Linked DNA regions of Homo sapiens: region 2 is linked to region 1. A link is an interaction called in ENCODE POLR2A ChIA-PET data of the cell type or tissue named here. Cell type or tissue: GM12878. All regions are shown on one strand.

What was found. Peaks named below come from ENCODE experiments on the same cell type or tissue, not always from the same donor. Only the 100,000 strongest peaks of a DNase experiment are listed, where the experiment ranks them.
Region 2: POLR2A ChIA-PET joins it to region 1 with 8 read pairs; 1 of 35 experiments calls an interaction of 5 or more read pairs at or near these places.

Annotation. Positions count from the first base shown.
Region 1 is chr6:36,334,761-36,338,760 of GRCh38, forward strand. BNIP5 (BCL2 interacting protein 5) reads right to left here and starts at 2,128. Exons shown (of 12, transcript NM_001010903.5): 1 at 1,952-2,128. In GM12878, no CTCF peak of the experiment used is centred here; a DNase peak (open chromatin) is centred at 2,374.
Region 2 is chr6:35,348,765-35,352,764 of GRCh38, forward strand. The region is part of intron 2 of PPARD (peroxisome proliferator activated receptor delta); the gene reads left to right. Among named protein-coding and RNA genes, the nearest start is that of PPARD, 8.2 kb to the left of the region's middle. RefSeq lists an enhancer at 1-159. In GM12878, no CTCF peak of the experiment used is centred here; no DNase peak of the experiment used is centred here; H3K27ac peaks cover 256 bases.

The DNA.
Region 1 (4,000 bases):
AAAATTCTGCTATCCAGGATTTATCAAAGCAAGACTTTCCTTTCCTTTCTTCTTCTTTTTTTGTTTTGTGCCCCAGGTGCTCAACTACGTTCAGTCCGACCACCAGGGAATCCCACCCTGTGCAGACTGTGCTCCAGACCAGGAATCCTAAGTGAGCAGCGTGGTCTCACTATGCGGAAACCCAGCTGATCTTGTAAACTTGTTATTGCCTTGGCCGAAAGTGGATGTCAGAGCAAAGTCCAAATCAGCTCAGAAATACCCAAGTGATCTGCACATCACAAGACTGCTTCTGATAAGATGTGACATTTACCGGTGACATGTCCAGCAACAGCAACAAAGAACCAGAGAAGGCTCACAAAGCTGACCCTGGAACGGGAAGTTTGCTTGCCTTCCCCAAGCTTGCTGCTGTGTGTTGTTTACTTTCTAAGTTGCACGGTGACCTCATCTCTATGCTGTTCTCTAATTTGTTCACCTGGCCGCGTTACTCTCTAACTGCTCTGGTGCCTTTCATGGAGATAACTTCGCGGCTCCCCTTCTCCACCCCATGATTCACACAATAGAAACTTCACAGAGAGCCAACCTGCTGCACACCCACAGCAGCACCCTGAGGGACAGAGTGTGTGGCACACACACGTGGACCCACAGTCAACACCACAGACATCCACGTGTCACCAGAACACACTTGTGCACACCACAGACCAACATGGACTCAAGACGCCCTGTATTTCTCCTGTCCCAAGTGTAAGGGAATAATTATGTGACCAAGCTCACCGCTTGCCATCGGTCCTAACTCTAAATTCCATGAGAGGGGACCTGAGCCTGGGAGGCTCTCAGTGTTTGTGAAACAAACAAATGATACACAGGCATGTGCAAACCCAAACCAGCTCACCTTCATGCAGCCACACGGCGTCCAGAGAGCCGTTTCATTGACATGATCTCATTTCATCTTTGCCAGGAGCAGTGAATCAGATGGGCTAACAGTGGGGCACTGAGGCTCCGGACCATTAAGAGACACGCCCAAGGTCACATAGCCGGGAAGCAGAGAGCTGAGACTCTCCCACTTCTCCCGATTCAAATCCTACATTCTCTATTCTACACCAAATGGCCTCATGTAAGCATAGATACACATGCACGCACTTACACATGGACTTAGGGGAGAAACCTGCTATTTCACACTGATGGAGGTAATCACAGTCACATACACACCTACCATGACCTATGCACATGGAGTCACACAATCACGTGTGCCTAGGTATAGACACCCATGCCCTCCCCACCCCATTCTGTCCTCTATCCAAGACCACGGGCAATGCAACACTGTGTGAGGAGTCGGTCAGGACTGTGGGTTATAATCCACCTCCCAGCCTCTACATTCCCATCCAAGAGAGCAGTAGACCATGAGTTATTTTAATAAGATTTCCCCATTCTTGGACTAACTTCCAAAAACCTTAAAACTCATAGAACCTTAATTTAACCATAGGTCATAATAACACCTCTCATTTATCAGGGGGTTCCCTCATGTACCTTCACATAAAGTCTATAACTTGACCTCTACCACATCCTGAGGGAAACTAGCAGGTGAGCTATGTAATGCTGCCCCATCCTACAGACAAGAAAACTGAGGCCCAAGGAAGTGAAGTTCCTTGCTCAGGGTGGCGGCTAATAAGCAGGATTGGGACTTGAATACAGAGTTTTAAGTCCGAGTGAGCCCAGAGCCCTTTGAGAAACACCCCGTTGAGATAATGTCATTGAACCTTGCTCCCTCTTTTTAGAGATAAGAAAACTGATCCCCCACCTCCACCCCCATTGCCTCTCTGGGAGGGCCCAGCATGCTGGAAGCAGCATTGGGACTGGACTCTTGGTTTGACACCCAGGACTAAACTCTTCTCCGGACCCCAAGATACATACCCACTGCTCCCGCCCCCAAAGGAGAGGGTATTGTTCAACCAACCTTGGACCACAGAAATCGCTTCTGTCCTGAACACCCTGGGCTGGGATCTTCAGACAAGAGGTCTCTGTGTTAGGCTCTGCTCCCTGTCAGCTGGAAGTTGTGTCCAGTGAGAAGTCAGACCCAGCTCTCCCAGGGAGAAGATGCCACTACTTTGGTGCTGGCAATTTTCTGAGTGTCTCAGAAGATGCTTTGGCCGTCCATATATACAGTATCTCCCAGGAACTGAGCTCATGGCAGCCAATCCAGAGAGCCATGGGCTGGCTCACCTTCCTCCACCTGTTACCACCCATCCCAGGACTGCTCCCCGCTCCTCCAATGATAAGAGGCTTAGCTCAGCTACCCTGGAAAAAACAGTTTCACTTGTCAACTTCCTTATTGCACCCAAACCCCAGTAAGAAACCAAAGCTCAGAAAATAACCTAAGGTCTGGCTGGGGAAAACCCCACCTGTAGAGTTGAAAACAAGACTTAATGGGAAATGCAGGTTAGGGGGAGAAAGTCGAGGTGGCTTTATTGCCTTTACAACATCCCTCAGTTATCTTTGAAGATTAGTGGGGAGGGAGGTACCTAGAAAGAAAGGTCAGCGATGGGATACATACATCCCTTGACCTGGAGACAACCCAGAAGGAAGAGCCCACAAGAGCCACGTGTTCCAGATCTGCTATGCCCGGGAAGGGTTGCCATGGATCTTGAGAGAACATTCTAAGAAGTCTTAAAAAGTCAGATTTCCACTTTCTGTAATGCCTTATTTTAAAAAATAGAGTGTAAATACATGTTTATAATCAGAAAAGAAAAACATGTTTTATTAAAATGAAAGCAAAGGCCGGGCACGGTGGCTCACACCTGTAATCCCAGCAATTTGGGAGGCTGAGGCAGGCGGATCACCTGAGGTCAGGAGTTCGAGACCAGCCTGGCCAACATGGCGAAACTCCATCTCTACTAAAAATACAAAAATTAGCCAGGTATGGTGGCAGACACTTGTAATCCCAGCTACTTGGAAGGCTGAGGCAGGAAAATCACTTGAACCCAGGAGGCAGAAGTTGTAGTGAGCTGAGATCGTGCCACTGCACTCCAGCCTGGGTGACAGAGTGAGACTCTGTCTCAAAAAAAAAAAAAAAAAAAAAAAGAAAAAAAAAGAAAAAAATATTAAGAAATTCTGTTTTGGTTCATTAACACAGGGAGGCATCACAAAATATATATGGAAGCACCAAACTTTGGAGTCAGCCCCATCTGGAGACACCTGCCAGCTGTGTAACCACAGCAGGGGACATGATGTCACTGAGCTTGTGCTCACTTATAAAACAAGTAGTCATCTCAGAGGGTAGTTGGGCCAAATGCGATAATGCTTACAAAGAAAAGAAGAAGGCCAGGCATGGTGGCTCACATCTGTAATCCCAGCACTGTGGGAGACCAAGGTAGGAGGATTGCTTGAGCCCAGAAGTTCAAGACCAGCCTGGACAACATAGTGAGATCTTATCTCTACTAAAAATTTTAAAAATTAGCCAGGCATGGTGGCACATGCCTGTAGTCTCAGCTACTCAGGAGGCTGAGGCAGGAGGATTGCTTGAGCCCAGGAGGTCAAGGCTGCAGTGAGCCATGATCGTGCTACTGCACTCCAGCCTAGGCAACAGAGTGAGATCCTGTCTCAAAGGAAAAAAGAAGAAAGGAAGGAAAGGAAGGAAAAAAAGAAGGAAAGAAAGGAAGAAAGGGAGGGAGGGAGGGAGGAAGGAAGGAAGGAAGGAAGGAAGGAAGGAAGGAAAAAGAAAGAAAGAAAGAAACAAAGAAAGAGAAGGAAAGGAAGGAAGAAAGAGAAGGAAAGGAAGGAAGGAAATGTATGGAGTGCCAGACATCTTTCTTTCTGTGTATTAACAGTGCCTGGTACTTGTAAGGGCTCAATAAAGGGCCAATGTTTTATTACGGGCAACAGAGTTATTAATGCTTCATTCATTCTGTCAACAGGTTTTGGATCCAGCTATGTGACAGACACTGTCTCAGCACTAAATTTAGAATTTATTAGTCCAAGAAGTCACTCAGCCTTCAAACAAATGTTA
Region 2 (4,000 bases), 990 kb before region 1:
CAAGTGCTTTCCTCTGAAGGGAATGTGAGGGAGGAAGAAGGGGGGAGTTTCAGAGACTTCTGAGGTTCCCCAAGAGGGAAGAGGTCAAAGTACCTCCTGAGCGGGGAGAGCTACTGAGTTGAACTGATTTGCTTTGCCATTTGCTTTAGCAGCAGCCAGGCCCAGTGGCAGCAATTGTACGTGCATTTCCAGGGGTCAGTTGTCCAGTTCATCCCTGAGCCTTGAGCTCCCAGTCGCAGGTAGGAACTTCTCTTCTCCTTTCTTTTTTTTTTTTTTTTTGAGACGGAGTCTCGCTCTGTCACCCAGGCTGGAGTGCAGTGGCGCGATCTAGGCTCACTGCAAGCTCTGCCTCCTGGGTTCACACCATTCTCCTGCCTAAGCCTCCTGAGTAGCTGGGACTACAGGCGCCCGCCACCACGCCCGGCTAATTTTTTGTATTTTTAGTAGAGACGGGGTTTCACCGTGTTAGCCAAGATGGTCTCGATCTCCTGACCTCGTGATCCACCGGCCTCGGCCTCCCAAAGTGCTGGGATTACAGGCGTGAGCCACCGCGCCCGGCCTCTTCTTTCTTTCTTGATTGGGTACTGCTATATCACCTAGGACCAGGGGTGTGTCCAATCTTTTGGCATCCCTGGGCCACATTGGAAGAAGAATTATTATCTTGGGCTATACATAAAATACACTAACACTAACAATAGTGATGAGCTAAAAATAAAAATGGCAAAAGAATCTCATGTTTTAATAAAGTTTACGTATTTGCGTTGGGATGCATTCAGAGCTCTCCTGGGCTGCATGCAGTCATGGGCCATGGGTTGGATAAGCTTGGCCTCCCTAGGCAGTCCTCTCACCACAGCCTCCCAAGTAGCTGGGACTACAGGTGCACACCACTGTGCCTGGCTAAGTTTTTTTTTTGTTTGTTTTTGTTTTTTTTTAATTTAATGGGTACATAGTAGTAGGTGTATATTTCTTTTTTTCTTTTCTTTTTTGTTTTTTTGAGATGGAATCTTGCTCTTGTCACCCAGGCTGGAGAGCAATGGCACAATCTTGGCTCCCTGTAACCTCCACCTCCTGGGTTCAAGCGATTCTCCTGCCTCAGCCTCCCAAGTAGCTCAGATTACAGGCGCCCGCCACCACGCCCAGCTAATTTTTGTATTTTTAGTAGAGATGGGGTTTTGTCATGTTGGCCAGGCTGGTCTCGAACTCCTGACCTCAAGTGATCTGCCTGCCTCAGCCTCCCAAAATGTTGGGATTACAGGCATGAGCTACCACACCCGGCCTTGTATGTCTTCTTTTGAGAAATGTCTATTAAAATCTTTTGCCCATCCTTTTATTAGATTATTCGTTTTTTTCCTATAGAGTTGTTTGAGCTCGTTATATATTCTTGTTATTAACCCCTTGTGAAATGGGTAGTTTGCAAATATTTTCTCTCATTCTGTGGGTTGTCTCTTCACTTTGTTGATTGTTTCCTTTGCTGTGCAGAAACTGTTTAATGTGATGTGATCCCATTTGACCATTTTTGCTTTGGTTGCCTGTGCTTGCGGGGTATTGCTCAAGAAATTTTTGCCCAGACCAGTGTCCTGGAGATTTTCTCCTGTTTTCTTGTAGTACTTTCATGGTTTGAAGTCTCAGATTTAAGTCTTTATTTTGATTTGGTTTTTGTGGATGGCAAGAGGTAGGGGTCTAGTTTCATTCATCTCCATATGAATATCCAGTTTTCCAAGCACCATTTATTGAAGAGACTGTCTTTTCCTCAGTGTATGTTCTTGGCACCTTTGTCAAAAGTGAGTTCACTGTAGATGTGTGGATTTGTTTCTGGGTTCTCTATTCTGTTCCATTGGTCTATGTGTCTTTTTTTTTTTTTTTTTTTTTTCTCTGAGACAGAGTTTTGCTCTGTTGCCCAGGATGGAGTGCAGTGGCGTGGCGTGATGTTGGCTCACTGCAGCCTCTGCCTCCCGTGTTCGAGCAGTTCTCCTGCCTCAGTCTCCCAAGTAGCTGGGATTACAGGCATGTGTCACCATGCCTGGCTAATTTTTTGTGTTTTTAGTAGAGATGGGGTTTCACCATGTTGGTCAGGCTGGTCTTGAACTCCTGACCTCAGGTGATCTGCCCACCTCGGTCTCCCAAAGTGCTGGGATTACAGGCATGAGCCACCGCGCCTGGGCGAAAGATGGCTTATTTTGAAGTCAACTTTAGAATATTATAAAACAGCATTCTCAAACTTTTTGGCCTCAAGATCCCTTTAGATTCTTTTTTTGTTTGTTTGTTTGTTTTTGTTTTTTGAGACGGAGTCTCTCTCTGTCACCCAGGCTGGAGTGCAGTGGCACAATCTCGGCTTACTGCAAGCCCCGCCTCCCGGGTTCATGCCATTCTCCTGCCTCAGCCTCCCGAGTAGCTGGGACTACAGGTGCCCGCCACCACGCCCAGCTAATTTTTTGTGTTTTTAGTAGAGACGGGGTTTCACCATGTTAGCCAGGATGGTCTCAATCTCCTGACCTCGTGATTCACCCGCGTCGGCCTCCCAAAGTGCTGGGATTACAGATGTGAGCCACTGCGCCAGTCCCTTTAGATTCTTAAAAATTATTGAAGACCCCAAGGGCTTATGTTTACCATGTTAGAAGTTATAATAGGCCGGGCGGGTGACATTCGTTAATATCACCACTGATCTCATTTTTAAAAAGTCTTTAAGTATTGGGAAGCTGTCGGGCTCACAGTGGTCAATACACGTTTTCTAAATTTGAGTTTTCTCTTGAAAGTTTGATTTTTATCATTGGTAACATACTGTTGGTTCTTTTGTTTGATTTTGTCTGAGATAGCATCTCCCTCAGTCACCCAGGCTGGAGTGCAGTGGTGCAGTCATAGCTCACTTGCAGCCTCCAACTTCTGGGCTCAAGTAATCCTCCTGCCTCAGCGTCCAGAGTAGCTAGGACTACAGGTATGTGCTACCATGCCCAGCTCATTTTAAAATTTTTTGTAAAGATGGTGTCTTGTGATCTTGCTACATCGACCAGGCTGGTCTTGAATTCCTGGCCTCAAGTGATCCATCTGCCTCAGCCTCCCAAATTACTGGGATTATAGGCATGAGCCACCACACCCAGCCTTTTTTTTTTTTTTTTTTTTTTTTGATATGGGGTCTCACTCTTGCCCAGGCTTGAGTGCGGTGGCACAGTCTTGGCTCACTGTATCTAGCCTTGACTTCCAGGCTCAAGTGATCCTTTCATCTCAGCCTCCCAAGTAGCTAAGACTACATGCATGCACCATCATGCCCACCTCATTTTTTAACTTGTTGTAGAGATCAGGTCTCCCTGTGTTGTCCAGGCTGGTCTCAAACTCCTGAGCTCGAGCCATTCATTCCTGCCTTGGCCTCCCAAAGTGCTGGGATTAAAGGCATGAGCCACTGTGCCCAGCCAGTTCTTTTTTGTTTTGTTTTGTTTTGTTTTGAGATGAAGTCTCACTCTGTCACCCAGGCTAGAGTGCAGTGGTGTGATCTCGGCTCACTGCAACCTCCGCCTCGTGGGTTCAAGTGATTCTTCTGCCTCAGCCTCCCAAGTAGCTGGGACCACAGGCGCGCACCCCAATGCCCGGCTAATTTTTGTATTTTTTTAGTAGAGATGGGGTTTCACCATATTGGTCAGGCCGGTCTCGAACTCCTGACCTCATGATCTGCCCACCTCAGCCTCCCAGAGTGCTGGGATTACAGGCGTGAGCCACCGCGCCCGGCCACAAAGAATATTTAAAAGACAGATATCAAAGGTGGAGATTTTAATAAAGTTAGTTTTTATTTATTCATCTAGGACATTCTTAAATTGGCATTTTATTGTCTTTCATGGTTCTGTGGATTAACTGGGCCCAGCTGGGTGGTTCTTGCTTGGGATATGTCATGTTGCTATAGTCAAATGAAGACGGGGCAGGTGTCATCTGAAGGCTCAGCTGGGCTGGGTGTCCACGCTGGCTTAGGCACATGGGTGGCACTTGATGCTGTTGAATGGAGTGCGTATACATG